Regions from separate parts of the Mus musculus genome. Here all the other regions are linked to region 1. Evidence: chromatin loops called from intact Hi-C (ENCODE). Cell type or tissue: left cerebral cortex. All regions are shown on one strand. Region 1 overlaps Gm40757 (a long non-coding RNA gene). Region 2 has its middle 70 kb from the start of Gm40757. Region 3 has its middle 47 kb from the start of Gm40757. Region 4 has its middle 57 kb from the start of Gm40757.

The links. Peaks named below come from ENCODE experiments on the same cell type or tissue, not always from the same donor. Only the 100,000 strongest peaks of a DNase experiment are listed, where the experiment ranks them.
Region 2: it touches region 1 in a loop (2.2-fold over the local background); 3 of 42 quality-filtered maps call a loop at or near these places.
Region 3: a loop joins it to region 1, with 2.8 times the contacts of the local background. A loop is called at or near these places in 2 of 42 quality-filtered maps.
Region 4: a loop joins it to region 1, with 2.8 times the contacts of the local background. A loop is called at or near these places in 2 of 42 quality-filtered maps.

What each region holds. Positions count from the first base shown.
Region 1 is chr10:109,635,694-109,643,693 of GRCm38, forward strand. It overlaps Gm40757 (a long non-coding RNA gene), which reads left to right. Exons shown (of 3, transcript XR_872022.2): 3 at 6,321-6,443. Among named protein-coding and RNA genes, the nearest start is that of Gm40757, 42 kb to the left of the region's middle. In left cerebral cortex, no CTCF peak of the experiment used is centred here; DNase peaks (open chromatin) are centred at 1,454, 4,794, 5,681, 6,371 and 2 more places; H3K27ac peaks cover 2,995 bases.
Region 2 is chr10:109,523,449-109,531,448 of GRCm38, forward strand. No RefSeq gene overlaps it. Among named protein-coding and RNA genes, the nearest start is that of Gm40757, 70 kb to the right of the region's middle. In left cerebral cortex, no CTCF peak of the experiment used is centred here; DNase peaks (open chromatin) are centred at 4,518, 4,879 and 5,337; H3K27ac peaks cover 2,363 bases.
Region 3 is chr10:109,547,357-109,555,356 of GRCm38, forward strand. No RefSeq gene overlaps it. Among named protein-coding and RNA genes, the nearest start is that of Gm40757, 47 kb to the right of the region's middle. In left cerebral cortex, no CTCF peak of the experiment used is centred here; DNase peaks (open chromatin) are centred at 3,916, 7,451 and 7,628; H3K27ac peaks cover 1,323 bases.
Region 4 is chr10:109,537,157-109,545,156 of GRCm38, forward strand. No RefSeq gene overlaps it. Among named protein-coding and RNA genes, the nearest start is that of Gm40757, 57 kb to the right of the region's middle. In left cerebral cortex, no CTCF peak of the experiment used is centred here; a DNase peak (open chromatin) is centred at 3,259; H3K27ac peaks cover 1,792 bases.

The DNA of each region.
Region 1 (8,000 bases):
TCCTGCCCCTGGTACAGGGCCAGCAGCCATGGGCCTTCAGAACTGTCAATGACTGCTATGGGCATAAGGCTTGTTTGTATACTAATGTAGATGTTTTACATTCCTCTTTTTAGGAATGTCCTTCCCATTAACATTTTTTTTAATTTTTCTTTTTTTTTCCATTTTTTATTAGGTATTTAGCTCATTTACATTTCCAATGCTATACCAAAAGTCCCCCATACCCACCCACCCCCACTCCCCTACCCACCCACTCCCCCTTTTTGGCCCTGGCGTTCCCCTGTACTGGGGCATATAAAGTTTGCGTGTCCAATGGGCCTCTCTTTCCAGTGATGGCCGACTAGGCCATCTTTTGATACATATGCAGCTAGAGTCAAGAGCTCCGGGGTACTGGTTAATTCATAATGTTGTTCCACCTATAGGGTTGCAGATCCCTTTAGCTCCTTGGGTACTTTCTCTAGCTCCTCCATTGGGAGCCCTGTGATCCATCCATTAGCTGACTGTGAGCATCCACTTCTGTGTTTGCTAGGCCCTGGCATAGTCTCACAAGAGACAGCTACATCTGGGTCCTTTTGATAAAATCTTGCTAGTATATGCAATGGTGCCAGTGTTTGGATGCTGATTATGGGGTGGATCCCTGGATATGGCAGTCTCTACATGGCCCATCCTTTCATCTCAGCTCCAAACTTTGTCTTTGTAACTCCTTCCATGGGTGTTTTGTTCCCAATTCTAAGGAGGGGCATAGTGTCCACACTTCAGTCTTCATTCTTTTTGAGTTTCATGTGTTTAGCAAATTGTATCTTATATCTTGGGTATCCTAGGTTTGGGGCTAATATCCACTTATCAGTGAGTACATATTGTGTGAGTTCCTTTGTGAATGTGTTACCTCACTCAGGATGATGCCCTCCAGGTCCATCCATTTGCCTAGGAATTTCATAAATTCATTCTTTTTAATAGCTGAGTAGTACTCCATTGTGCAGATGTATTTCCCATTAACATTTAAGACTCGATGATAATCAGAGACAGCATGAGTCTGGGAGGCAAAGGTATGACTCTGTCTCAGCAAAAATGGTAAATGCTGGGACTTTAGAACTCCGATTTCTTTTGCAATGTTAAAACAAAATGTGTGCTTGTTGTCTCTTTAAGCATAAAAGGGCTGGGAATCCCTGGAGGCTGATTTTTAGGATAATCAAGAAGAAACCTGAAGTAAATGATTGGATTGATCTGGAAAATTAAAGACTGGGCTAACGATCTGCAGGAGATGTGCCACCCAGAGAATGTTTTAGAATAGCAAGAGAGAACTGCTTGGAGAACGGTCTTAAGGAGAACAAAGAGAAAGAGCTGTCCAGAGATCTCTAGAGTAAGCAGATCAGAGGGTAAGAATGCAGAACAGAGAGAACGCAAGCTGGAAAGCCATCTCCAGAAGAGAGCATAGGCTGCCAGCTTAGACTCATGACTTGACTTTGAGTCATTTGTTTTTGCCGTTCCCACACACCCCTTCTTTTGGAACCCTTCTAAGCCTAGGCTGACCATTGGCGCCGTGAGGAAGTCCACTCGTGCACTTAGATAAGCTTAGCCAGAGGGGTAACTTACCCACAGACTCACTGCTGGCTAAAACTCCCAACCTCTTCTGAATTCAGGTAGTCTGACTTCACCGTCTACAGTCTTAACCCTCTTTTACTCACAGAATGAATTCTATATATGAATGAAATGGTCAAAAATTAAATTTTATTTGAGAAGGTTTTTCCTTTGTAAGCTTTAAGCAACATACGATTCACCTGGAAGGGTCCAAGAACTTGTTCCTAAAGAACTCTCAGGTGACGCCCATCAAACTGGTCCTCAGATTAGTCACTTGAAGGGACTGTTTGCGGCAAGGGGAAGATAGTTTGAAAACAAATCTTCCGCTAATGAGTTTGAAAACCAGAGAGACTTTATCAGGCCAGTGCAGTAATAATATTGCAACTTCAGAACAGCAGACTGGAAGGGACCTTTCACATGCACTAACTCTCTGAAACCCTTTACGAAATCGATGAGGTTTAGCACCTCGAGACATGATTTATAGAATGCTCCACGTATTCTTTACCTGTCAAAAGGCAGAGAAAAGAAATGCATTCTGTGGACGCTTTTCTCGCAAACATTCTACGGCGGAAAAGGGACGGGCGGGTGGATAATGGCCCTGTGTACTCAGCCATCTGCTGGGTTTAAGGGCTGAACTCTGTCTACCATTAGCTTGCAGGTTAAGAAGCAAGAGCGAGCCTTTAAGGCAGGGCTGCTTTCAGCTCTGTAAACAGGATGGCGTTTTTCTATGCGTCTTTCCACACAGTTTTGCTTAAAGTGAGGAGGTTAATTGAAGCGAACGCACAACTCTTACCCCGAGAGAGAGGGTAACAGGGAGCTGCTTCTAAAGGAATCCTGAGCACGACATTAGGCAGGTTCTCTGGGGCAGCCTAGCTGCAGAAAGACAGCTGCCTGAATTTAAGCACCAATTAAAGATTTTGCTGCCTTTAGACGCTTCCTTTCACAAGAACCTTCTGGTTGTGTACTTAGAAAGTTAGTCAACTGCATATTCTGCATACGATGAAAAAAAATACCGAGTCATTTATCACCGAAGTAAATATTGGACAAAGTATCTGTCAACTGAGTTTTCAACATAGGCTGGACTGAAAACCCTCATAGCATACCAATTGTCAGCTGCGTGTGCCCCTAAATGCCTAACATATCACCCTCTAGCAAAACATGAAAATGCAAAGGGTCACACCTTAAAAATATGCTTTTCTGGTACGCATTATCTGTTTTATATAGCCATATCATAGCCCGTAGAATTTCTTAGTAGTAAAACGTTCCTTCATATTTCTGCTATGTTTCTATTGGGAAAAATAAAACTGGGGGCAGTGAGCTGCCTTAGCAGTTAAAGATGCCTACTCTGCAAGCTTGAGGGCCCAAGATGGATTCCTGGACCTCATTTATCTTCGTTAGCGTTACTATAGCTACGATAAAGCAGCAAGACCTACCGAAAACAAGTTAGAGAGAAAAGCGTTTATCTAGCTTACGTTTCCGGATTGGTGTTCTTCACGGAAGGAAGTCAGGGCAGGAATCTGGAGGCAGGACCTGGCGCAGAAGCCATACGGGATGGTGCTTGTTGGCTTCCTCAGCCAACAACTGAGGACCTCCAGCGCAGTGCTGGCAGGGCCCACCATCAGCTGGGCCCTCCCACATCAGCCTCTAATTAAGAAAAGGCTCCATGGGTTTGTTTGCACTTGATCTTCCTGAGGCATTTTCTCAGTTTAGGTTCCCTCCTTTGAGATGACTCTAGCTTGTGTCCAGTTTACATAAAACTGGCCAGATCATTATGTAAAAGGGAGAAGGGAGAAGAGAGAAGAGATTCTGCAAAGATGTCCTCAGACCTTCACAGGGGCAACATGGCACATGTGTCCACACACAACAACAACAACAACAACAATATAAGGTTTTTTTTTAAATAACCTAACTTGGACAAGTCAGTAAAGATACAATAGATGCCTCTGATAGTCAAATACAAAGCAAAAATGAGAGAGATTTATAAATAAGGACATATTAATACATGGAATTTGATGTGACAATTCTAATATTGTCATTGTTTAAAAGTATTTCGAACTTCCAGCCCATAGCACTATAAGAAGATACATTTCTAATGTCTTTACTGTTTTAAAAAAATATAGTTTGGGGCTGGAGAGATGGCTCAGTGGCTGAGAGCATCAGCTGCTCTTCCAGAGGACCCAGGTTCAATTCCCAGCAACCACATTGTGGCTCACAACTGACTGTGATTCCTGTTACAGTGGATCAAGTCTATCTTCTGGTCATTGCAATCACCATGAATATACATAGTATAGAGATGAACATGCAGACAAAACACCTGTACACATAGATAAATAGATGACAGACAGAAGATAGGTGATAGATTATGATACACAGACAAATAAAAAATACATAGATACATAGATGATGGTAGACAGATTAGATAGATAGATAGATAGATAGATAGTAAGTACTTCAAATTTTGTTTTAGCTAATTGTTCATTATCAGGAAAGATCTATTGTTTTGGTGTCAAAATGTAGACATAGAAAGTGTTGGTAAACTGCTTTAATGAACTTTGAATATATATATATATACATATAAAGGTTCATGATGATGGTAAAGGTGTTTAATTCAGCTATGCACCAAAAACTTCTCAGACAAGGCTATTTTCTGCTTGACTCTCATACAACTCAGAATGTTCCCACGTGATTGCTCTCATAATCCAGTGGATTCTACTAAACTAAATCTGTTTTAATTTGTCCCCTGTTACTAAGCAGAAAAGCACTATTGGAAGCGGAGAAAAATACCTACTTATACATTACTTGTGCTTACAACTATGTCTGGATTGTCACCGAACTGCTCTTCAAGAAAACCTACTTCACAGTAAATACAAACTCACAGTGTGAGGCCACTGAACATCTATCTATCTGCCTGACTCGAAGAGCCCTGTAATATGCAGTGCAACATCTATGGGGCCTTCAGGAAGTGCTTTCTATATAAAGTTCAAAAGATTTCAAAGTAGACTGTGAGGTTCTCTTTGCCCCTAAAGAAACTGTTCAATTCATAGAAAGGAGCGGTGGGGGTGGGGGATGGAGACACAGTCATTTACTCAGTAAATTTCAAAAGCCATTGAACGTGTTTATGCGCCAGTGTAATGACAGTTTTAGAATTTTGGTTTCTTTAGAAAACACAGACATGATATAAGCATGTGTTTTTGTTTTAATCACAGGTGTGGGGAGTGGGGCGTGGGGCGCCGGGGCGCTTGAGACTGTTTGCAGCAGCTAACTCTGATTTGCCTTGTGCTCTGGCAGAAAGCATGGATCTGCCAACTGCAGATCGTATCTGGGATTGTGAGACATTTTGAATTCTGGCAACTTTTTAGAGGGCTTGGAAAGGCTAGAACTCTGAAAGGCAGGTTTGGTGGTTGTTGGACATTCAGGGGTGTTGGCTGTGGTTTGTTCGTAGTTGTGCTCAAAGAAGAAACAAAAGGAAAGAAATTAGATTCAGGGATCTCTCTCTCTCTCTCTCTCTCTCTCTCTCTCTCTCTCTCTCTCTCTCTCCCTCTCTCCCTCTCTCCCTCTCTCCCTCTCCCTCTCTCCATCCTAGACCCACCTTCCAATCCTATCTCATAACAAAGAGTGAAACAGAGGAGGGGGGATATGGGGGGGGTGTAAAGGTTGAAGAAAACAAGAAACCACTAAGTGGCAAAGATCAACTACAGCTACAAGCCTAGGGAAGAAATTATTAGCCTACAGTACGATTGGATGAAGGTACTTGATGTGTCAGAAAGGGAAGATGCTCTGAGAAACTGACTTTTCCTATGAAGCTAAGTCAGTCTGGACCGGCTAATGGATTGAATATGCTGGAAGAGAAAGAGGTCCTTCACTCAAGCGCAGCAAGAGATGCCTGTGAACTTGAAAACCCTGGGGAAAGATGCAGGAGAGCTAGCAGAGGAGTGTTTGTGAGGAGGGCAAAGCCAAGGAAACCTCAGGATGCTGGGATGCTGGGATGCTGGTCATGCAGAGCTCTGCAAGCAAACCCAAGGATTTCCTAAGAGCGCTGTAGGAGTGACTGAGGGTTTGAAACAGCATCACCAAGGACCTGTCTCTAAGAGACCCACTTCCGTGCTTTGCAGAGGAATCCTTAGAGGGCAGGCGTGAAAACAGACTACAAGGAGCCATTCTTTTTCCTTGTCAAACGAGAGAGGTCTCTCTGGACACCAAAGCACCTGCAGTGGAGGTGTTAATTTGCAGAGGCAAAAATAGATAAATTTACATGATAAGAAAGGAGGAGCTATCAAGGATTATTGCCAGATTTCTAGCGCCTAAATCCAGCCAGCTTCTTAATGTGGTGAAATGGGAAGATCCTTTGTGATCAAGCTGCTAAGATTTGGAGCAGAACAGCGTGGACGATGTCGATGGACCCAAAATCCCAGGACACTTTTGGCCACATGAACATGTGAGATTTTCACTTTAAATTCCACCTTTAAGACCTTGTCCCAAATATTGCACAATGCTAAATACTTCAAGGAATTTCTGTTTCCCATGTTAACAAGCAATCGGGATAAGTTTTACATCTAAAGTGGTTAGTACGAGGTCTGTGGCCAGTGAAGAATCTGTCTAACTTTGCTAGGACACCCGACATTTTCTACAGGTTTAAGGAAAGACAGCTAAACTTTTGCCTGCTTCTCAGTCTGTATGCAGATTCTGTTTCTGCACTGGGTTCCCCCGCCCCTAAAAATTTAACACTTATTTCCTCCCACCCACAGGACAAAATACCAAGTGCTTGTCTCTGATCAGCTATTGATTTTGTGCCATCTGTCACCTGGGATGCCTGAACTCGGTGATGCGGCATCTCTTAGCTTACATTTTCCTAGGCAACCGCAGCTTCCAAAGTGCTAGACACGGACCTGTTTATTCTCTGTCTGTCACTGTGAGTTGTTTATGATTTTTATTGTTTATAATTTACATCGGAATGAATTCACCGAGTCTAGTGGAAATTTGCATTCGAGCTGATAGGTTGAACAGACGGGTTTTAAACCCTTATTGTCCTCAATCGGGAGGGACTAATGGAGAAGTCAATCAATCCAAACGAACTGCTCAGTGCGACATCATTTCCTAAAGGCTTTCTTTACCTCCTTTTCACAAAGCTATTCCTTAAAGTTCTTGTTTGAGAGGGGGAAAAAAAAAGAGACGGTGACATAAAAAGAAATCTATGTGACTCTTTAGCTTGAACTGTGCTATTTATTAAGAAGTAGGTTATGTCCATAGATAATTCTTATAACACATCCTGGTCAAAGTATCAGGTTGCTTCAAAGTTATCATAAGAATCACAATTATACTTAGTTTTAAGAAGATGTAGCAATGAATGGATGAAACATCCATTATTATTCCATAAAATGCAATTTCCCCTTTCCCAAACCTTTGACTTTTCTCTGCTTACCCAATTCATCTAATTCATGCATATTCTAATGATGTTCCCTTTGTTTCCAAGGACCTGAAATGTATTCAGCCAAACTAAAAATGATAAGATGAGGTCACCATTATAATAAGAACCATACTAATTCATTGGGTACTTAAATGGAAAATATATCACTGCATCTGACCACAGCTCTGACAGGAAGTGGCCTTGAAAGCTAAGGCCACTTGGTCTTTTGTCACTTCCTAGAATCTACTTTTTATGCGTTTGATTTGGGCAACATGATTATGTAAGACACTCTAAGCAGCAACAAAGAAAAGAGAAAGAGACTCTGGCTCCAGGCTCACATGCTTTCATAGATTTGAAATCTCTTCAAGCCAGAAGCTGTCAACTGATTTTGAAAGGAAATAGTAGATGTTTCTCCATAGGTATGCTGCCGTGCACGGTTTCAATGAAAATTCAATGCACACAATGGCATGCTATCTAAACCATATTAACGCTCATTTATTCATTTATTCTTCTTCCAGTGAGCTTGTTCTGCCCAAATTAAACTTTACTCTTGGAACTGAAATATGTGTACATCAGAACCAAAGGCTGAACTCGCCATGGTCTGAATGTACCGTAGTCTCGGCTGCTCAGGGCAGATTTGGATTGACTGTGCCCAACTGTGGACAATTTGGCTTCCCTCAGCTGTTAGCATTGATCCACTCAGCTTGAAAGGAGGGACTCGGGTCACTTCTGTGTTCTCCACTTTTCCCACATTGCCTTCTCTCCTCGAAATTCTGTTCTCCCGTCTCCCCCTGGAAAGTTCTAGATTGTCAGTGCAAACCAACCACCATGAATAATACACTTAGATGATCAATCAGAAATGGGATAGGTAAATATGCAAGATCCAAAATTCAATTTGGCTCCCCCAAATTATATTTTGGAAGAATTTACAAATAAGCGAGGATTTAATTTGGAGGAGATAAAAATCCACAGGCTAGAAGCTGCAGACAGCTACATAGATGCAGAAGGAAGATGATTTTCT
Region 2 (8,000 bases), 110 kb before region 1:
ATGTGGATCAGATCTCTGGCTGCAACTGGTGAGATGTCATTTGTGGTACCCGGCTCGTTCGCTGTAGCCAATTGTGACCAGCCTTCTTTTTCCACCACCTGTAAGCCTTTTAACTTAGCATACAGATTATTATTACAACAACATGTAGGTTTAAACACATCATTTAAGACAGTGATGAACATGGGAGCCCCATAAAGGATCTTAAAAAGAGTAAGGCTGAATCAAAAGGGAGTATTTCTAGTTCTAAATTGGGCGTGGGAAGGAGCACCAAGTCTGTACCAGTCTCTTTTAGAATTTTATTTATCTTTTTTACCCGTCCTGAGCTTTGGAGCCTGTATGTACAATGTAACTTTTAATTAATCTCTAATATCTTGGCCAGTCCCTGATTTACCTGGGCAACAAAGGCAGGTCCATTACCTTGGGAAAATTTCTTTTAGGATCTTCTTAGCTATCACATTGGTCGGCTCGTATGTTTTTAAGAAAGCAATTGATGTGGATGTAAATGAAAGAGAGGCAAATAGGTTCTCTCCTTCATCTGTTCTTCCCATTAGTGGACAGAAAACAGAGTAAGACAAAGTCTATGGGAACCATAAAAAATGCAGAACAAGACAAGAAGCTTAGAAAAGAAGTGGGTGGGACAAATGATTGATATGTGCATCAGCAGACCATTGCAATTTGACTTTTCCTCTTGGTGAGACAATGACTGTCTAGAGATAACTGAAGAGAAAATAGCATGGGTTTGAGACAGAATATAATCAACCCTTGCAAAGTGTTTTCTTGTCCAGGTGAGTGGAGAACTGGGAACATCTCAAAATAAACAAACCCAAGGAAAGTGTTTTTAACACTCTGACATAACAATCAGGTTTCATGTCCAGTTGAAGCAGCAAAGTGGAAAACAATAAGACTTCTGGACAGACAGGAGAAATTCATGGGAAAATGTTTTCAAGTAAGAAAGAATAAGCTCAAGTGAACAGGTTGAAGGGTTAGGGTTAGGGTTAGGGAAGAACAGCAAAGTATGAGGGTACAGGGACAGATACACAAGCATCCTTAGCTACAGAGCGGGGAGCTAAGGATGGGTATGGTCAATGATGTCATTTCTAGATTGCTTTCATCTTCTTTTAAAGTTATATTTAAGTATGTATGTATGTATATATATACATATATATATATATAGTTATAATATATACTTATCAACTCTATTCTTATTATCACCCAGCCAGCCCCCCGCACACACAATAATTGGGACATAGTACTAATGACTTATTTAGTCAGCTTAACACATTTCTCTATGCTAGACGAGTTAATTCCCAGCTGCACTCCCCAAGTTATTTGCTGTTTGAGTCTCACCTGGACTGACTTTGTTCCATCAGTCTGTCCTCATGATCCACTTCTCCTGGCCACCTGCTCATTATGGTCTATCACTTCTCATGACATCTTCCTCCTCTCTCCACCTTCCTTCTTCTTTCTTCTGTTCTCTCTCTCTTGTGATCTCTACCTTTGACCCCCAGCCTAGCAACTGAAGCGCTGCCTACCTCTATTCTCTCCATAAATTGGCTGTAATAACTTTTATTTAACAGCTTTAATTTGGGGAGCAAGGTTTACACAGCAACTGCTGATATACCTGTGAACTCACTTATCTGGTCGCAGCTAGGTCTTGGGGATCAAAATTTAGCATTTGTACACACAGCAATACCAAACCAACCACCAACATGTCTGTCTCTGTGTGGGTTTATTCACACAAATGCAGTGTCTGTGGGGGCCAGAAGAGGGTGTTAGATCCCTCAGAGCTGGAGTTACAGATGGTTATGAACTGATTATTCTTTTATTTATTTATTCTTTTTTTTAATTGGATATTTTCTTTATTTACATTTCAAATGTTATCCCCTTTCCCAGTTACCCTCCCTCCCGGAAACTCCCATCCCATCCTCCTGCTTCCTTGAGGGTGTTCCTTCCATCCACCCACCCACTCTCACTTCCATGACCCTGATTCTCCTACACTCAGGCATCTATTGAGCCTTCATAGGACCAAGGACTTCTCCTCCCATTGATGTCTGACAAGGCCGTCCTCTGCTACATATGCAGCTGGAACTATATGTTCTCCTTGGTTAATGGCTTAGTCCTTGGGAGCTCTGGGGACGCGGGGGGTGGGGGGTCTGGTTGGTTGATATTGCTGTTTTTCCTATTTGGTTGCAAACCCCTTCAACTGCTTCAGTCCTTTCTCTACCTCCTCTATTGGGGACCCTGTGCTCAGTCCAATGGTTGGCTGTTAGCATCTGCCTCTGTATTTGCAAGGCTCTGACAGGGCCTCTCAGGAGACAGCCATTTCAGGCTCCTTTTGCTCAGCACTCTTAACCATTGAACTATTCTTCCTGTCCCTGCTTTCTACTTTCTCTTGTGAGATAATGCATTAGAATTTGAGAAAGGGGACAAGTTATTGTGTGCTTCCTACTTCCCACAAGAGGCAGTTACTTCTATCTTCCATGGACAGACAATTTCTTTCCCTACCACAGTGTCTGCATCTCTTAGCACATGTCTTTACAGATGGTACCAAGGCATCCTCATCACTTAGGTCATGCAGGTGTCCCTCACCTTCAATGAGGTGAGATATGCCTCCAGTGGGAATCCACCATTTAGAATTTATTGATTCAGCAAAGATTTTTTGACTGGCTTGCCCTTATTGTCTGTTAGACGAGTCTAGATTGTGTAACTTAAAAAAAAATACAGCTCTGCCTCTCACTGATGAGGATATCAAGTCACAGACACATAGTTCCAATTCTTGTAGGTGCAGTGAAAGAGAAACGTAAAATTTGAGCAGACATCCAAAGGAAATAGCTATTAAGCAGCAATACATAATGATGCAACACATAGCTGAAGGAGCATTCACAAAGACCTTGAGGTTGGTTGAGAAAATAACAAGCAGCCAATGAAGTAGGGGCATAGAGAGTGAAGAAAATGAGAGGTGAGAGTCAGAGGTCAGTTTGCAGAAAGAGGTCAGAGGTAGGGGACCAAACAGCGTCTAGGCTATGTTCAGAAATGCCATCGTTTGATAAGAACAATGAAGAGCCTTGGGGTCTTTTGCAAAAGCATTTCAGAAGTAAAGTACCTCTCACATGGAAGCACAAAGACTGATCAAAATGTAGTGAACTTTTTAAAAGAGCCATTTCGTCCCCAAGTATACTATGCAAGTGCTATGGGCAGTATAGGCCAAACAGATTCACAGTTGGACAGACAGACACAGTGCACCATCTAACTTTTCTGTAGTTCTACATATATAGGCTCTGTGTCTTGGTGCCACTGCAACATCATATTCTGTCTTTCAATGTACCTTTACATAGTCATTTCCTATACCCAGTGCTCTTCTATTCTCTACCTAATCCTACCTCTTCTCACTTCTTCAGTGTTGCAAGAGTTTCACATGCCCACAACTCAACACCCTTCACTCATCCTGCAATTTTTCTGCCTCTTACCTATTTCATTTGAACTCGGAAATTCAGTGGGTTAGTTTCTCTGGGTTTGGTAATTGGGACCTGACAAGTCAGCTCTGTTGCTGTATCATTACAATCTCTTCAGACTTTCATTGGCTAACAAGAAATAAGAAATGATGACTCATGCAGAATAATATTTTAGAATGTCCACAGAACAAGATCCTATGCTATGCCTTCTTCTTTCTGATTAACTCTATAGAGGTTGGCGCCAAAGCGTTGAGACTAGCCATGATAAAAGCTTTGTTAAAAAATAACATTAAAGTTTAATAACTTTAATGTGAATTCTGAAGAAGACGACTGCCATTTCTTTACAAATCCTGACTTTTGAACATGGTACCATAAATGGTTTTCTTGCTTGAGGATAATTAGGACATGTAAGGGTAGAGGGAAAAATATTTTCTTGAATATTTAAGTGTCTTATTAAGACAGATAGTTTTGTCTCCCCAGCTCCTTCCTTTCATGTCTATATAGTGACAGGGTTTTGCTTTGTTTGTCTTGGTTTGGTTTTTTGAACAAGGGTTGTTTACCTCTTTACATTGTCTATCTTCTCTAAAAGAAGCTATGACATTATTGGGGCTAACTGGATACTTGGGTTATCATATCTACCTTCTAATTCATGACTTTTAAAGGACATAAATGTACCTTCTGTTTTCTATTTCTATTCTGCTTCCATTTGACTGCCCAGGCAACCTTATACCACCAGGAAGATCTGGAAGCTATTAAGATGAAAAGAAACAAAACATAAAAATCTTAAAGTATTTACTTCATTCCACAATGATTTAATAATCATCTATTTCCCATATAATATCTTGTCTAGTCAATGCCTCATTTGTATTTTTGGTTTTGATGCAAAATCTCACTATGCAACCCTGGGTGTCCTTGAACTCACAAAGATTGCTTGCATCTGCTTCCAAAATACTGGAATATTTTGGAATATACATGCCACTATCCCTGTCTTCTTTAAATACCTTAATATGTTCAGATAAACAGGGCATGATATTATTTTGCACAAAAGGAAGGGAAGATGAATAGAGGCAGTATCTAGCACTCTATGTCATTCTGGGTTATCTTGGTAAAGGGCAAAATATAATTTCAGTAGACATATGAGCTTAAAATATTATTTAACAAACTGCTTTTCTTGATTGTCAAAACCTACAGATTTTCCTCACCTGTTATTTTAAGAAAATGTTAGCATTTGCCTAAAGTTCCTAATATAACTCTTTTTTTTTTAACAGTACAAACTTTCCCAAAATAAGCAGTTTTAAATTTGTTCTTAGAAAATCATGTCTGGTGGAAGGCAATCAGTGCAAAAGCTCCAACCTTTATAGACACATAGAGGAAGATGCTTCGTGCATGTGTACCAGGCTGTGCTCATGACAGCCCTTGGGTATCCTTGACAGAGCAGTGAAAGATGAGCAGGAAACAGACATTTTACTTTGTGTCATCGCATGCTCCTTTTGAGAGTTGGGGGATGGAAGTATTTTCTTTCCTCTATTCACTGTTAGTTCTGAGGTATTTTACAAACTTACATTGACCATCACATGCCCACTGTAGGATGATAAGAATGGGAAACACATGAAAGCAGAGAGGATGAGAAGAGAACTTATGATCTGAAGGGAGACAATGACATTGACAACTTTTGATGCTACAGAGGTATAAAGAAATAGTTTTTAGATGCCTGTTTATTTTCTAATGAAAGAGATAAAAGGAGGCTCTGAATTATGATAATTAAAGGATGGTGAAGCAATGTGGGAGGAGTTGGGGAAGAGGAAACAATAATATATTATATGCAAAAATCTATTTTTTCAAACAAACAAATGTAGTGGGAAAAAAGAGACTGAAATAACAGTAAGGTACCAGCCTGAAGAGTAAGCCAGATGACATGTGGAAAGGGCTTTGTGCTCACATTAGACAAGAAAGTGACTCATGGAGGAGATGATAATTTGGTGAACCAAGAGAACAGATTTGTATGGCCAAATAAATTGTTTTACAGTTTCTTTAGATAATGAAACCACTAGGAAGACACAAAAAATATTTGCACGTACACTTACCATAAACTGATGGCAAGACCCCCTATTTCTTTCTTTTTTTTTTTTTTCCATCACTGGAAAGAGAGGCCCATTGGACACGCAAACTTTATATGCCCCAGTACAGGGGAACGCCAGGGCCAAAAAGGGGGAGTGGGTGGGTAGGGGAGTGGGGGTGGGTGGGTATGGGGGACTTTTGGTATAGCATTGGAAATGTAAATGAGCTAAATACCTAATAAAAAATAGAAAAAAAAAGACCCCCTATTTCTTGCTAAAGACAACACCTACATAATGTACTCATGATGGAAAAGGTGAGCTGGTACAGAAAGGTACTCTGCCCTTTACCAAAAGAGAAAAGACCGCCAACTCAGCCATAAGCTGAGTTGGATTAACAAAACCCTTGAATTGACAAAGGTGTACTGCCTGAAAGATATGCTAGCACAACAGTAGCACAAAGCTTATGGGAGTAACCAGCCAATGATTTGACTTTAGGCCCATTCTAGGATATGGAAACCATACCTTACTTTGCTTGAGTGGCCAAGATCCTGAGACTAGATAGCTCAGAGGATCTAGTGGTAAACAAAAGACTACTGTACTTTAAAAAAGTGCAATCAAATGGCTCCTACTGACATTCTGCTATACTCATAGACCAGTGTCTTGCTTAGCTATCATCAGTGAAGTTTCACCTAGCAGCACATAGGAACAAATGCTGTGACTCACAGCCAGAAAATATATAGAGAATGGGAGACCTTAGAACACTCAGCTCTAAATAGGATGTCTCCAAAAAATCCCTCCCTTTAGGGCCAGGGAACCCCACAGAAGAGGAAGCAGATAGAATATAAGAACCAGAGGGGATGGAGGACATCAGGAAGGAAATGCCCTATAAATCCACATAATTGAAGCACATATGAAGTTCAAAGGTTGATGCATCATGTATAGGGCCTATACGAGTATGTACCAGGTCCACTGTTTCCAATTTACTATTTCTATGGGATTTCTGAGTGTGCTAATGAGTGGGTCTCTGTCTGTTGTGCCTTCTCTTAGAATTTTCCTTCTGTTTATTTCTCCTGTCCAATTCCACTATGTTAATTTTTGTTTATCATACTATATTATATAATATTATAAATTAATTATATATTTTATAATTATCTTTTGGAAATTTGATTTTTTAAAATTATTTTTATTGGAAATGAGATTCTTCTCTCATACAGTATAGCCTGACCAGTTTCCTGTCCACCTCCCCTCTCCCCCAGATCTACTCCCTCTCTGTTTCCTCTTCAGAAAAGAGTAGGCCTCCAACAGACAGCTGCCAAACAGGATAAAACAAGATTAAAACAAACAAAAACAAAAACAAGACAAAAGCCCTCATATCAAGGCTGGACATGGCAACCCAATAGAAGGAAAAGAATCTTGAGAGCAGGCAAAGGAGGCCTTATTGTTTTCTAATGAGAGACAGAAAGTGAGTGATTTCTGGTAGGTGGGGAGATGGGGAACAATTGGGAGGAGGAAAGAAAAACCATAATCAGGATATATTATATAAAAAAAAGCCACTTTTTTATTTAAAAATAGATTCTTCTCTCATACAATACATCCCAACCACAGTTTATTTTGTTTTGTCATGCTTAGTTGTTATCTCTTAGAGGCCTGATCTTTTCTGGAAAAAAAAATCCATTTTCAATAACAGGAAAAAATATTGACACCTATGTTTATTGCTTCTCTGTTCATAACAGTTAAGAAATGGAAGCAACTTTGTCATTCCTTCAGTTGACAAATCAATCATGAAAATGTGTTAGATACATACTAAGGAACACTATTCAGCCCTAGAGAGAAATGAAATCATTAAATCTGTAGGAAAATGGATAGAGTGAGAAAATATATTAAGTGAGATAACCAAGACCCAGAAAGAAAAACACTGCATGTTCTCTCTCATCTTTGGCTCCTAGCTTCAAATACACAGATGTTGATATGTAACCTGGAGTAACTGCAGAGACCAGAAAAGTAAAATAGTATCACTGAAGGGACAGGGAGTTCTAGAGAGGGGAGGGGCAGGAGACAGGGGATATGAAGGGGGAAATGGGAAGGAGAACTTAATTGGCAAGGAGAGAGTTCAACACAGAAGAACAGGTAGAGAGGAAGGATTTTAAAAAAAACCCTCAGTGACGTTATTACATAAAACACATTTATAAGTATATGCACATGTGTACACATGCATGTGTACCTTAAAAGTTTTGCCACTTTGACTGACAATGTTTCCCCAAAGATCCATAGACCATCTAACGAAAATTTAGCACCAGGCATTAGAAACTTCTTTATATTGTGGGTCAGAGAAGTTCAAGAGACTCCCAAAATAATACAAACTACTGCTGCTGGCCTTGGTTGCCTCCCATAGGCTGAAAGTAAGCCCCAATTGTTGAAGATACTTCATACACAGGACTCACAAGGTTTGAGCTGGATCTGACTTAATGTCACCGTCTTGAGGAATAATTTT
Region 3 (8,000 bases), 88 kb before region 1:
GTGATTTGTTCTGTTTGAAATTCTATTTACTCATGAATAAATTACAAACAATTTCATTAGAAGGGCTTTTGAGAGTCTGGTTTTTAGATTGATTATTTTAATAGTCTTGTCATGTATTATAAAGTTGTTTGTTACAATGCATATGGAATTTGAACTGTAAGATTGAACTGAATTCATTCTGAGCTTGACAACATGATTTAATTAGATGAGACCTTGCCAATGGGTTGCTTATGGTGGCAGGATCAGATGGAAGGCTGCAGGAGATATTCATTTAAACTAAATATAAAAAACAGTACATGACGATTATCCATTGGAGAGAGATTTTAACCAAATTCAATAAACTTCTTTGCTTAAGTGTCATTCAATGTCATAACAACACAATATTCAGTGGTTTTTCTTGTGAGACTATCAGAATCACACTTTCGATCCTTCTACGGTAGAGGGAAGATGATTTCCTAGGGAGTCTTGGTGTAAAGCAAAGAAGAAGACAGATTCACGGTCAACTCCACTCTTAGATTTGCCTACAGACTTAAGAACTTTGGGGAATTATCCGCATTTTTGGAGACAGAAATACTCAGGATACAAAATGATTCTAAGACCGGGTGTTAGAAACGCATAAATGAATCCTTAACCCCAGTGAAAACAACGTTGTAGTTGTAGCTCCAGTAGTGTTGTCAGAGGCTCTACTGACAATTTGTAAGAATGGAAATGCTGATGTGTGAATATTTATGCTAATGTGGTCCACTGAGATTAAATAAACAAACACAAACAAACAAAAATTGCTAGTCTTAGCCTAACACCTTTTCTTTCGTAAAATGATTAGAACTAAAAATATTTCTGCCACTCATGGCTCAATTCACAGTGAAAGAGGAGCCTAATGATATCTTCCTCCTCCTGCTCCTGTCTTCCTCCTCTTCCTCCTCATGCTCTTCTCTTCATCCTCCTCCTTTTTTTCCTCCTCCTTTCTTAAAATGGAACTGACCTTCCAAGGGGTATATTCCCTTACTATTGATCATGGGCGAAAGGTGACTCCATTTTAATGACAAAAACAAGCACACTATAATTGAAGGCAGAAGATTCTGATCAAAGTTATGAGTCCCTCACACTGCTTTGAGCAGGTTTATCTCATGAGTGGCCATAGGCTTGATAATATAGTATAACAATACTAACAGGGCAAATACAGCTTGTATTTAACACTATGGCATCAAAGCATCTTTATCCCTTGCCAAGCCTAAAAATTCTCAAACAAATAATAATTAATCTGCTTCAGGGCATGGCTCCTAGTAGCACTAAAGGGTAAACACATACTGTGTTTAGAGGATTGATTTTTTTTTTTTTTTTTTTTTTTTTTTTTTTGTAAAATCTTGCAAGTTTCTTTCATTTGGACTCTCATAATCTCACACCATCAAAAGAACTTCATGTATTTGAGAAAAACGGTTGTGTGGCTCAGCCACAGGCTAAGTGCCAACTCTTTAACCTTTCCTAGGCAGACAGATTCTCAGTTCTTTAATCATTCTGTCACTGTCCCTGTTGGCTGGATGCTGTGGACTTTCTCAGCCTTTCCTCTGAATATAATGATGACGTATGAACATCAACTGCTCAGAAAGTGCGCAGTCTCTTCACCAGGCTTTCTAGGAACTTTACTCTTGGTAAAAGACCGGCAAAGATGGCTAGCTGTAACTCTCAAAGTCACACCAATTACATTTCCCTCACAGTCTACAAAAGTTCTTATGCTTTGTCTAATTATTTTGGGCTGGAAATTATTTTGGTTGTAAACAACCAACTTTACTATTAGTATGTTGCTCACTGGTATTCCCTCTAATTTTGAATTTTATTAAATTCATGTGAGTATATTATTTTTGTAAATATATAATACACATATATGATACTTGAATCTTGATTCATTGAACTGAAAACTTAGCATTAAAAACTCTAAGTTAATAGGAAAACATTCATTGAACAATCATCTGAGATTTTTGTCCAGGATGATACAGCGTCCTACCTATAAACATCCAATTTTGCACATCTACCCTGTAAAGAATCTCCTTCAAGTCCACAAAATAAAATCTGCTTTCATCAAATGAGTTCTTAGTCTAGCTTTTCCAGTCTGGTTTATCTTGCTAAAGGACTACTTGAGAGTGGATGGACTATAAACAAGGAAGTTTATCTTTAACCCATAGGTTTTAGAGACAGAGTGGAAGGGTGGAGGGGCAGATCTGACAGAAGTCTCCTGCTGTATCACAAAGTGATGGATGTCATCATATGGTGGGAATATTTGTGAGGGCAATGATCAGAAGCCTGCAGAAGAGATAAAAACATGAGAAATAAACTTAATTATAGTAGTGACTAATTCCTTCCTACAAGATCAAATGTTCACTTATTTTCTATAAGGTTGAACAACAAGCTTCTCATTAGGAATTGTTTCTGAGTCCTCTAGACCTCCATCTACGTCAAGACCACTGATATTGATGAATTGAAAAACCAAGTCTCAATCTGAGTTTCAGTTGGGACACACCATGTTCAACCACAGAATCTTAGGAAGGGAATTATGGTATGAATCAAGGTTAGCAGAGTCACAGTGAAACACCACACAGTCTTGCTTGTGTTCTAATCCATAGTATGTCTATTATCCTAATGGTTTCTAGTAGCTGCTGTTCAATAGAAAAGAGTAAATGATACACTGTAGTCTTTTTCTTGTAATCAGGAAACCTATGTTCTTTCTCATAAACCCTACTCAATAGGCATCTTCTTAGGGCTTAATGGACAAACATGCATCAAAGGCTTGCTTCACATCTTACAAAGGAAGACCAGGAGGCTATGGAGATGGATCATTGATTAAGAGAGTACACTGCTCTTAGTGAGTCCAAATTATAATCCCACTATTCTCATGAGGGGATAGATAGAGATTAATAAGTCCCCAATTGTTTGCATCATTTCAAATGTGCCACAACTTCCATTTTGACTCCTGTGCACTTTCAGCATGCCAGGCAAAATTTTTTTTTTCTAGTTGGTTGACAATAATTGTACCATCACTACTCAAGAAGGCCTAGTGTACTTTCCTTGTTATCTGTCGGTGTTCAGTTTAAATCTCTCTAATATCAGGCAGATTAACATCTCGAAAGCTCATTACTTGCTGTGTATTTTCTACTCAGGAGTTCTTTGATGACATAATAACACCCAGTAAACATATAGACACCCTGGCTAAGCCACAGTACTTAAAGAGCTGTTCCATTGCTACTTTTGTTTATAAATCAGGTAACTGGAGTCTGACTCTTGCGATCCCAATCTGCATGGGGCGATTGGAAACAGTCCAACGAGTCTTAGCGTAAACTGCTCTTGCTTTATGAAAAGGCAGAGACAAGTAGGGCTGTGGTCTTTATTTCTGTTTATTAGATGAGTCTTAACAGTTATACTCTCTGACTTCCATCCTTATCTGAAAATTGAGTTTAGAATATCTCCTGACAAGACAAGGCTCACACTATCACCCTGTTATCTCCGACCCCACAGTTCCTACTAGAATTGCTTACCAGAGCTAAAAATTCATAGCAATAATTTCCAACTTTGGTAAAACTTCACTGCAGGGAACTTAAGGAATGCAACTTTAGTATGCATCACATTTCTGAAAGCTGACAAGCATTAGAAAAAAGTACTCAAACACTGTTATTTTCTATCTTGCTAGTCTCTAGAATTACAGCTCTGTAGGCAAACTGTGGCTTTTGTAGAAATTTTTTTTTGAAATTTGAATTGAGTGTTTTCCTAAAAATAATGCATTGAATGTTGAAACACTGATAGCTATGAAGATCCAAGGTTGGTACCCACTCGTCATAATTCTGTATTAATCTCTGCTGCAGCCCCGAGTTTCTGTCTCTCACTTTTCCCCTTTGCATAACATGTTCTTACAACCTCCACTTGCATTATGCAAGCTTGAGCATTGTGGATATTGAGAGTACTTGCCTCAAAATGCTTTAAAATTTCTATTGGCAGACATACTTCATCACATTATGCAGTGACTTCTTGCAAGTTTTGCATTTATTATCACTTAACAAAATTGTGGTTGTGTTATTAAAGATAAAACTAAAATGGTGTCTCAGTGTGTAGGGGGAACTATGTGAAAATTTTCAAGTTTTCACATTATCTTTAATACTTTATATACACATTATATTTTATACTTGGGCATAAACTTACTCTAAGATGCATGTTATCTAACTATATATATAATGAAACACATTTTAAATAATAATTAACATTTCTCATAATATTGCCCTTGGGCCACATGAAATAACAGAGCCTCAGGAGGAGAAGATGTGATCTTTCTGGTGTAAAACTCGAGGACTATCTCAATTTCACTGCAGGCCAAAGGGTGGAGTTGCATCCTGAATATTTCCACAGATATTGGGAGACATGAAGCCTCCTAGCTTCTTTGGAAATACTGTGACACTCCCCTGAGAAACCCTCAGGCTCATTGTATTTTTCTGGCTATCATCACAGAAGACCATAGAAGGTACTAAACCAATCTATATTTGTGTTTTTTTACAGTCCTGGATGGAGTTTGGGGTCTAGGTATTGACCGACTTAGTATCTCTAAAGGCTCATTTCCTTGACTTGTAGATGGCTTTACAACTAAGGCTGTCCTCCAATGGCCCTCAGGGTACGCACATCCCTGGTGTCTCCTATTTATCTCCTAAGAGAACTAGCCATGCTGGATCAGGACTTAATCTTCAGAACCTTAAATGTCATTGGCTCTTTCTAGGTCATAGCTTTAGAAAGTTTCATTGGTGTTTAGCCTTCAACACACACAACACTTTTCCCCTCTGGGGCAGAACAAATGGTTGTCATTACATGCATAACAATGCCTGTGCTTGCAACTCTCTAGAATTCATCTGCTTTGTAGTTCATAACCCCAATATCTCAATAGCTTTCCTGGTAAAGAAAGAGGAAATTTGTACCTATGAAGTAACAGTTGATACCCATGGCTTCGCAAGTCCAGTGCTGGTTTAAATGGTCCCCACATACATTGCAGGAGAGAAACACTGTTTTCAATCAGAGATTCAGCAGATATTCTTCTTCTAGAAAAATTATAAACTTCTGCTTCAGTAGACATAGGCTACCCATAGCAAGCACAAATATAACTTAACACCATTCAGTATGTATATTGAAGTCACATAATACACTAACAGATCTTAAGTAATCTTGCTATTTTAGGGGAAAGTGAGAAGATAACACTTTTTTTTTCTTTTTTTCCCCAGTATAAAATCAGAGCTGGAGGTGATAGAGAAACTTAAAAGTTATGATATATATATATATATGTGTATATATATATATATATATATATACACACACACACACACACACACACACACACACACAGCTTCTTTGGGATAATGAAGGTCTTGAGTTTATATAGTCATGATGACTGGACCCTTTTCAAAACAATTTTGTCTAAAAATTGCAATGAACTATTTACTCTCAAAGGGTGGATTTTCTAGTATCTCCATAAAGTTGTTATAGAAACGGAGTAAGGAAGAGGGGGAATTCCCTATGCTGGCCTTCTCTTTATAGAGCAGATAGTTTAAACATTTACCAGCAGTACTCTAGGAACTTCTAGTTTAGCTTTATGATCACGATGCTAAATGATTAAGTTCATGGACATATCATTGAAAGAGTGAGAGGAGCTGGGCGTGGTGGCATATGCCTTTAATCCCAGCACTTGGGAGGCAGAGGCAGGAGGGTTTCTGAGTTTGAGGCTAGCCTGGTCTACAAAGTGAGTCCCAGGACAGCCAGGGTTATACAGAGAAACCCTGTCTCAAAAAAACAAAACAAAACAAAGTGAGAGTATACTTGTTTTTGTTTGTTTGTTTGTTTGGTTGGTTGGTTTCTTGTTTGTTTGTTTTAGGAGACAATGATAAGAGATTGTTTATTTTAAAGGCACTTTATGTAACCATGGCTCAGGAACACAGAGTTTGTTTTCCTCAATTCCATGTTCAATTGTGAAAGAAGTTTCCTGAGTTGTTATAGTGTTACAGAATAAAGAGAGTCATAAATCAAGGAAAGGCTAAACTACATCAGAGAGGCAGGCACAGGAAGAGTCTTACAGATTTTAGGAAGCAATAATGTGCAGTGTTTGGAAAGTCAAATTAATGGAGAAAGATATTGTATGCTCAATTTCTGGCTGTGCCATTTGCTAAGTTGTATAATATAGGGCAAATCATTTACCTTTACACAAGCACACATATGTATATATATGAACATTATATGCTAAGTATGCCTATTTGAATCTCATAGATAAAGATGAGACTTAATGAAAGCCAAGTGCCTGATATGTCAGTAGTGGGAAGAAAGAAATACAGTGAGTGAGTGAGAATGGTACAATATAAAATACTTTGACTACAAATCCTAAAATCTGAGCACTGTGAATAGCTGAGACTTCTGACAAGTTACTAACTATCTTTTCTCCTCATCTTATTCATCAATAAAATGATGCTTCTGGTTATCTAATGATAAATGACAAACCACCCCAAAACTTGAAGTGGTAGAAATGAATAATTATGCATGTCTCAGTCCATAGGCTGCACAGACACAGTAGCTCATTTCACATGTGACTTCAGGCTGGTACCAACTGGAACAGCATCTACAGCCTTTACTGGGGGTGAGCATAATGATAGCATACGTGGTTGGCAGTATTTTCTGAGTCCATAAAGCCAGAAATTTTGATGTATATTCCCACTGAGAATATATGACCCTGTCTCAGTCACTGAATTTCTTCATGGCCACATTTTCTCATCTGGAAAGTGGGGGGCTCACATTAGACCTCCAGCCCCTGGGCTACTTCTATCAACTCCTCTACTGCTACTTCTGAGACACTGTGCATCCCTTAACCAGTGCTCAATTATTCCTCTCATATGCTACCAGGAGTCAGCATTGATTTCACAGAGCCCCATTCCCTGATGGCAGTTGATTGATCAAAATACGACTGTGTCAAACAACATTTTCTCAGAGGAATGGAAAATGAGGCTCAGGTGCATATCCACACTAGGCAAACTAACAGTGGGGTAGGTGAGGACAGTCAAGGCCAAATGATATTGACATTGGTCTGCAGACACCATCTGAATTCATGTCAGAGCTGGAGGAAAGGAGGTCCAGGTATATATTCCATGTCAGTAACTATGACTTTTCAGCTGAGATTCCAGGATTTCTGTTACGGAAGGCAATACAATCAAAAAAGAGGTAATATTTTTCCTTTGACTTTCTTTATGTTTTTGTTTCCATCCTTTTATGAGTATGTTTCATCTGAGTTTCTACACAAGGAGATTTGGAGGAGACAAATGCCTACAAGTGATGTTCTCATTTTCTTTCCAAGTCACTTTCCAAATGCATCTTTGGAGGTAACATTTATAGTTTTGTTCCTGGCTTTCATGGGAAAGTGAACCCCTGCACTAAGACTTCCTGGTGTCTCCCTTGTCATTTCCTTTATTTTACTTGAGTGTCATTCCTCTAACCTCAAGGAATCTGTCTATTCTGCACTCTTTCACACAACTGATTAACTTTAACAAGTCTTTTTTAAAATAAGAGTTAGAATAGTGTATCACAACAGGAAGAACTTTTTCTTTTATGTACCAAAATGATGACAGTCTTAGTCACACAGACAGCATTCTGCTTCACTCATAAGTTAAGTGGCATGTTCTAATTTCTCCTCTTGGAGTTTATTCTGAAATGTGAAACTGAGCATTTCTCCGGTTGAATAGCAATAACGCACAGTTATACAGTAATTGTGTTTGGACAGTCATGGTTCTTTCTGCTATGCATTGCTTCCTAATGCTTTTACAACTGTTTGAGGTAGGCGATCTTCCCATACCAATAGTAATATAGAAAAGGATTTGTATGTCATATGAAAACCATTCCATACTCTTTCATCTCAAGGATCCTGAGCACAATTACTATGCAGATTCGTTTTTAAACCTAGACTAGCTTTGAATCACTAACCCACCTTCAAATAACTACAT
Region 4 (8,000 bases), 99 kb before region 1:
GGTACATTTACACAATGTACTCAGCTATTAAAAACAATGAATTTATGAAATTCTTGAGCAAATGGATGTATATGGAGGATATCATCCTGAGTGAGGTAACCCAATCACAAAAGAAGTCACTTGATATGCACTCACTGATAAGTGGATATTAGCCCAGAAACCTAGAATACTCAAGCTAAAACTTCCAAAACACAAGAAAATCAAGAAGGAAGACCAACGTGTGGATACGTCATTCCTCTCTAGAATATGGAATAAAATATCCATGGAAGAAGTTGCAGAGACAAAGTTTGGAGCTAAGACAAAAGGATGGACCGTCCAGAGATTGCCCCACCCGGGGGTCCATCCCATAATCAGCCACCAAACACAGACACCATTGTATACGCCAGCAAGATTTTGCTGAAAGGACCCTGATATAGCTGACTCATGTGAGGTTATGCCAGTGCCTGGCAAATACAGAAGTGGATGCTCACAGACATCTATTGGATGGAACACAGGGCCCCCAGTGGAGGAGCTAGAGAAAGTACCCAAGAGCTGAAGGGGTCTGCAACCCTATAGGTGGAACAACAATATGAACTAATCAGTACCCCCCAGAGCTCATGTCTCTAGCTGCATATGTAGCAGAAGATGGCCTAGTCGACCATCATTGGGAAGAGAGGCCCCTTGGTCTAGCAAACTTTATATGCCCCATTACAGGGGAATGCCAGGGCCAAGAAGTGGGAGTGGGCATGTAGGGAAGCAGGGCCTGGGGAGGGTATAGGGGACTTTTGGGATAGCATTTGAAATGTAAATGAAGAAAATATCTAATAAAAACATTTTTTAAAAAGAGTGAGAGAAAAAAAAAAAGGATTGTGCCTCCAAGAAAGAACAGAAAGTTATACCCTCAATACTGCAACATTATGGCTACCTAGTCAACCCAAACCATGACAATGCTAATAGAAATGCAAATGTGAAAGGGAAATTTTAAGGGGCCTCACCCCTAGACAAAGAACCACAAGCAACTAATAACTGCTTACAGTTGTTCTTAACCTGTGGGTCCTGACGTCATTTGGTGGTCATATATCAGATATCCTGCATATTAGATATTTACACTATGATTCATAACAATACCAAAATTATAGTTATAAAATAGCAACAGAAATAATTTCATGGTTGGGGGTCACCAGAACAAAAGGAAGTCTATTAAAGTGTGAAAATATTAGGGATTTTGAGAACCACTGTTGTAAGGCAATATGGTTAAGAGTACTTACGGTGATAATAAAGATGTGCTATAGTATGTTGTTCAATAGCAGAACAGTTCTCTCTATGTGACTCTGGTGGCCTTGATGTGCAGCATGTGTAGCTGAGAAAGTCATTTTCTCATAACATTCTTTAGGACACAATGTTGGTTTAAATTACTATGATAATAATTTTTAATTAATTTGTATTTACATGTTAAAGGCCATAAATGCTAATCTTCTTGGATAGTGCAGTTGCAAATTAATGCCAGAAAATAAATTAGAGCATTACCTGATCCACGTATTTTCAAAACTGAAAAGAGGAAATTGCTTATTTTAGATATGTATATCAGCTACAGCATAATTGTATTCAAGACCAACAGTATAAGACTTTTAAAAAGTGACAAAAAGACACACATTCTTGTGTTTACAGAAAGAGTTAAATCATACACTTAAGTCATAATTTGAAGTTCTGGAAATTATGCAAGGTTTATAAACAGGCTTTTAAAAAATATGTCATAAATTAGAGTTTATGTGTCATAAATAGATAATGTTTATTAAATCATTCCTTATCTCTCTACATGTAAAACTATTTCAATACATTTCATGCCTAAGTTTGTGGAAGCATATATATATATATATATATATATATACACACACACACACACACACATACATACATACATACATACATACATACATACATAACATTACTACCACCAATAGTCAAATGTTTTTCATGGAGTATATAGTGTGTTAATGGCTTTATACACACTTTTTAAATTTACCCACTTACTCATCCTTGAAGGTACCTACTGATATCTGCAGTTGGTACGTATTAGACAACTGAAGATGCGACATTCTATTTCTTCTATTTTACCCAATTTACAAATTTTAAAGATGAATGCTACATCCAGTCATTACTAGCAGCAACAACTGACTATCTCTAAATACTCTATATTGAAGTATTTAGAATGCATTTTATTGATATTCAGTATTTTAATTCTCCCACTGAAATAAAGGCTCAATCAAGAGTAAAATGACAGAACAAGTTGCTAAAGAACTTCCTTATTGTATAGTCAATTAGATTCTATGGCTCTCCATCAACAATAGCAACTTAAACAAAGCCAGATACCGGAAGGTACACTAAAATGTATTACTATCCGTTGACAGGAACAATTGATTGGTTTCTATTGTTTCCTGCAGGGAAGCCGGATAATAACATTGCCTTTTCCTTTAAATTTTGTAACTAGTCATTAAGTAAGGAAAATTTAACCAAAACATATTTCCAAAGGAACCTGCTGCCTTGCACGTTCCTCCCAAATGCATTCACAGAGTGACAATGGCCTTTACAGTCTAAATTTCCTGTTAAGAGACATCAGAGCACTTGGAAACAGCAAAGCCATCCCTAGCTGCTGATGTGCAAGAATGAAGAGACAAAATGAGAATGGAAGACAGTGTCCACAACTGTGGCATCTCACGCTGAATGCCAATCTCAACTTCTCTTTTAAAAAAGTCTCACATACCATAAAGTGAACATCACAGCAATATCAGGGCCATTCAGAAAATCTGTCAGTTTAATTCATATTCCACCAGTAACCACTTCACTGCCATCAGCTAATGAATTTCATGAGGCTCTTCTCCAAATGTTTTGGAAATGAGCATCCCCAAAGCCTCATTTTTTTGTATTTTGTCTAAGTTCCTTTTTTACCATCAGTGAAACTGGACCATATATTAGATGATTCATATTATCCAGTGTCAATGCTGTCTTTATATTTTATTATATGAATGTATATATTCTTATATGTCAATCTTTTCAAACCTAAGAAACCACATGAATAAAATCAAACTGCTGTACCAAAATGAGTGCTTTATTGAACTCAACTATGTGATAGCCATGATGATTTAAACTTTACTTAAATTAGCAGTCTCTACTAGTGGAAACATCATTTTTTAAAATATAATTTACAGTAAAGAAAGTAACTAAGGATGAGAGGCAATTCTTGGGCATTCTTCCTCCAAAGAATTTAGAAGGTGGGAAGAGGTGTCTTGCAGAAATGTCGTGACTCAGCCATTCTATGAGTGTAGAAAGAAGCATATGCCTAAATATGGCTAAAATTTTCTATTGCTTCTCATCTGAAAATAGACTTCTGTAACTTTCATAGAAAAGGGCTATTTTGAACAAACCAGAGAAAGTAGATATCTAAGATATTACGAACTTCATCTAAATTATCCAAAAATTCTTAGCCAGAAACAATTTATATCACTTATAATATGTGGGAATCTTCTTTTCGCATCATTAATAATTAAGTTAAAAATCATAGGGCTGAGGTGGCTCATCTAGTCAAGTGCATGTAATATAACCATGAGGACCCATGTTTGAATCCTCAGCACCCAGGTAAATGCCAAGTAGGATGTGAGGGCCTGTAACTCTGACACTAAAGACAGAAAATAAAGGCAGGGGATGCTTGGAGCTTACTAGCCAGCCAGTCTAGCCAATCAGTGAGTTTAAAAAAACAGTGATGCCTTGCCTCAATGTAACAAGGTAGACAGCAATAGAGGAGGACAACTCCCATTGATTTCTGACCTTCATAAACACATGTATACTTGTACACACATAAACACACAATTTAAAAAGCAGTTAAGTCAGGAAATTATCCATTCAAATGCATACTTTAATTTTACAATGTGAATTAACATTTACTGAGATAAGAAACTGTTAAGAAATGGAATTATCACCTCATGGCAGAACAATAGAATAGATGATGATCCTAATTTAGATATACACCCATTCTGGTTGCAGGTCGCATGACTGTGCATCTTTAGAGCCTTAGAGTAGGAAGGCATTTTAACCTGTGATCTAAAATATGCTTAGTGACCTGTAATTCTCCTAGGAATGAAGAATGAAAATCCAACATCTACAGACAGGCCATAGAGAACAGTAAGGACAACTGAAAATCTTCACCTATCCCTGCGTTCTTTCACATCTAGTATCCCAGTCCCACTTCCAGCCCTAGGCAGACTACCTCCTATACGTAGCCTTCCTCCTTGCCCTCATCTCCAGTGGATCACACAGAACGTCCTGCTAACCCTCCTTCTCCACTCTACTCAGCATTTTACTGTAGCCATCAACTCTAGGAGGCCTTCCCTAGGAACCCATCAGACAACCCAGCTAGAGATACAAATAGGTCACGGAAGCATGTAGGCAAGCCTCAGATCTTCACTCTCTTTCAATACCTTGCAGACCAAAGAATATCATGATTGTAGATTAAGAGAAAAAATGACTCTTAATATATATGTACTGGCTAGTTTTGTGTCAACTTGACACAGCTGGAGTTATCACAGAGAAAGGAGCTTCAGTTGAGGAAATGCCTCCATGAGATCCAACTGTAAGGCATTTTCTCAATTAGTGATCAAGGGGGAAAGGCCCCTTGTGGGTGGGACCATCTCTGGGCTGGTAGTCTCGGGTTCTATAAGAGAGCAGGCTGAGCAAGCCAGGTGAGGCAAGCCAGTAAAGAACATCTCTCCATGGCCTCTGCATCGGCTCCTGCTTTCTGACCTGCTTGAGTTCCAGTCCTGACTTCCTTGGTGATGAACAGCAGTATGGAAGTGTAAGCCAAATAAACCCTTTCCTCCCCAACTTGCTTCTTGGTCATGATGTTTGTGCAGGAATAGAAACCCTGACTAAGACAATATATGAAAGCAAAATCAGAATAAAGGGATAATAGGTTAATTACTTATCATTACCCAATGATAAGATAAGAATATTTAACTTATTATATATATATATATATATATATATATATATATATATATATATATGTGTGTGTGTGTGTGTGTGTGTGTGTGTGTGTGTTAAAGATCTAAAATACACAACAAAATTTCTGCAGAGGTAACTTCACAATTGGTCTTGAAATGAAAATACACTGACTATCCATAAGACTAGCCCATATTCATTTATTCTGAAACATGCATATATTTAGACAGAATAGCATATGTAGAAAACTATTCACTGCCACATTGTATGGTCATAGTAAAAGACTGAAAAATATACATGAAAAAACAACTCCACATTTATTAAATGGAGCATATATTTTGAAATTGGGTTTATAGCTTCTCTGTGGATGAATCTTCTTATTTTCACTTTGTCCTCATATTTATACTTCTTAGAGTGAGACCCAGCAGGAGTCACATTAGGTCACCTAAAACTCCCACAAGGGAACCCACATGACCTCTCTACTCTGTAAAGAATCTGGCACAGCAAAAGCATCAGATCAAAGATAGGAGCGTGACCTTGACTCAGGTCCCAAGCAGTGTTTACTGTTCACGGGAGAGAACTCTAAGGAAGAGCATTGAGGTCATGGATTAGAAGAAACAGATGGAAGAATTGGTTGACTCATATCCAGGTCATTCAGAAATAGTGAAAGAGACGCAACAGAGATAATAACCTCACAGAGGGCTGCTGAAAAATTTGCCTCAGATAATATGGGAAATAATGCCAGAGATCTGAGGAGGTCAGAAAAAGTTTTGGCAGAAGCAGATGAGAAAGCAAAGAAGCCAATATGTCTTCCCTGGGTGTTTTAACCTTCCAAAGGTAAAGTTAATCTGATGGCAGCTTTTAGAACTGACAAGTTTTAGGTTTTCCTCTAGGCAACTGTCATCGATCTATATAGGAACTGTAAAAGAACATGTCAAAACTTGGTTCTTAGTTGGTATGCGGACCAGAAGAGGCAAAACTTTCATTGTTCTTCAGTGAACTTCCAGCAGTTCAGTACAGACCGAGGGTGACCAAAACATCAAGTGAGAAAAAATAAAATATGTCATATATGCTTCATAAATTGTAATTGTGTTCTCTACTTACTGATTTTAAGATTGAATTCCCATGAGATGAATTCCTGAGAATGGGGGTTGGGAGTAGGAGAGAGAGAGAGACAGAGAGAGACAGAGAGAGACAGAGAGAGACAGAGAGACAGAGAGAGAGACAGAGAGAGAGACAGAAAGAGAGACAGAGAATGTCAAACATGCACATCTATTGCACTGCATGCAACCTGCAAAGTAGCATCTTGTTACTGGCATTTCCCTAATTGGTTTCATGAATATTCCAAGTTCGGCATTAATTTTTTCCATCATGGAGATGTGCCAAGGACCTGCTTTGGCTTGTAGAGGGGTTCTGAGAGAAGGGGTGTCTGGGAGCAGCAAAACAGATAACTCTAAGTCAAATCATGGATCCAAAATGACAGTGTATGTTCTACTCAAGATGGCTTTCCAGTCTGCATTCTCTTTGTGTGTTCTGTTTAAGACAACTTTTCAGATTTCTCCCTGTGATTTGCTCTTTGGAGATAGCTTTCTCTTGCTATTTTAAAAACTCTCTGGATAGCTCTTCAAAAAGCACAATATTTTATCTTACATATCAATTCAGTCATTACCCCAGGCTCCCTTTTATAATCCCATGAATCGGCACCTCATGACCTTAGCTCCTTGATTCCTAAAGACAACAAGCACAAGCACAAACAGTAAGATAGCTGGGTAGAACACCACCCAGAAATTATCCTTCTAAATATGGACCTAAATTAGCTCTGTCCTAGGCTGACTTTGAGCTCAGGAATCCACTTGTCTTAGTAAGCTTAAACAAACAAACAAACAAACAAACAAACGAAAACAGAGAAACAAAAACAAACAAACAAATCTTAGTTGGGATCCTGCCCTGCAACCACCACTCCCTAAACGTCGTATCTCCTTCCTTAGCATCTTTCTGACATGCTGGCTCACAGTGCAGCTGCCTCTGTTCCTTTAAATCTGTAAAGCTCCTTATATAATTTATATTACATACTTATATTTTACAAAGGTTAGAAGCTAATATGTTTTCAAACTCATGTTTTCAGCATTCTTTCCCAGAGCCCTAAGGACTGTCCTGAAGTTTCTATCATTTTGCTGAGACATAAATACCTCTTAGCCTCCTGGATTCATGCTGTCTTTGATTATCATGGAGTCATTAACCTTAGCAGGGAAGACATTCCTGGAATAAGGAATGTGAAAATATGTACAACATTATACAAGCAAGCCTTATGTACACAGCAACCATCAACATTCCTGGAGGCCCATGACCTGCTGACTCTGTAAAGAATCTGGCACAGCAAAAGCATCAGATCAGAGGTAGAAAATCATGTCACATGTCATATTTACCCCTTGCGTGGCCAAGCTAGACGCAGCAGAGATGAGGAAATGACCTTAGGGCTCTTTCAAAGTTTAGCTAGCTAAAATCAGAGAGGAGGAGGTCTAGTTTGATCACATGATCTGATTCTAAAATTTCTTTTCTTATGAAATACAAATGCCAGTAGTTAGCCCTACTTTTCTGCAGAATCTAGCCATATCTACTGCTATTCCATAGCTAATAACAGAGGGCAGGCTTATGTGCCAGTCAAAGAGCAGGCTATTACTCCAGAAATCACAATAGCCATAGAACTACCATTGTCTCTTATATTCAAATCACATAGGCAACAATGGAGAGAACCCTTGCATTATGAGGTAAATGTCCTGATATGAAGAACCCACGCTTTCTAATAGGCAGTAAGCATACAGTCCTTTCTACTTGAAAAGATGTATTAGATTATACTGTACTGAGAATCTCTATTCAAGACTATTTGTTATAAAATATTCTTGGGAATATTTATCTAGATTAAAAGTCAATGGTGCTTTTCTCATAAAAGTGCATATTAAAGAAAAAATTTAAAGAAAAATGTTCATCAAAGCAAACCAATAATCACAGTATTGCTAAAAATTCACACC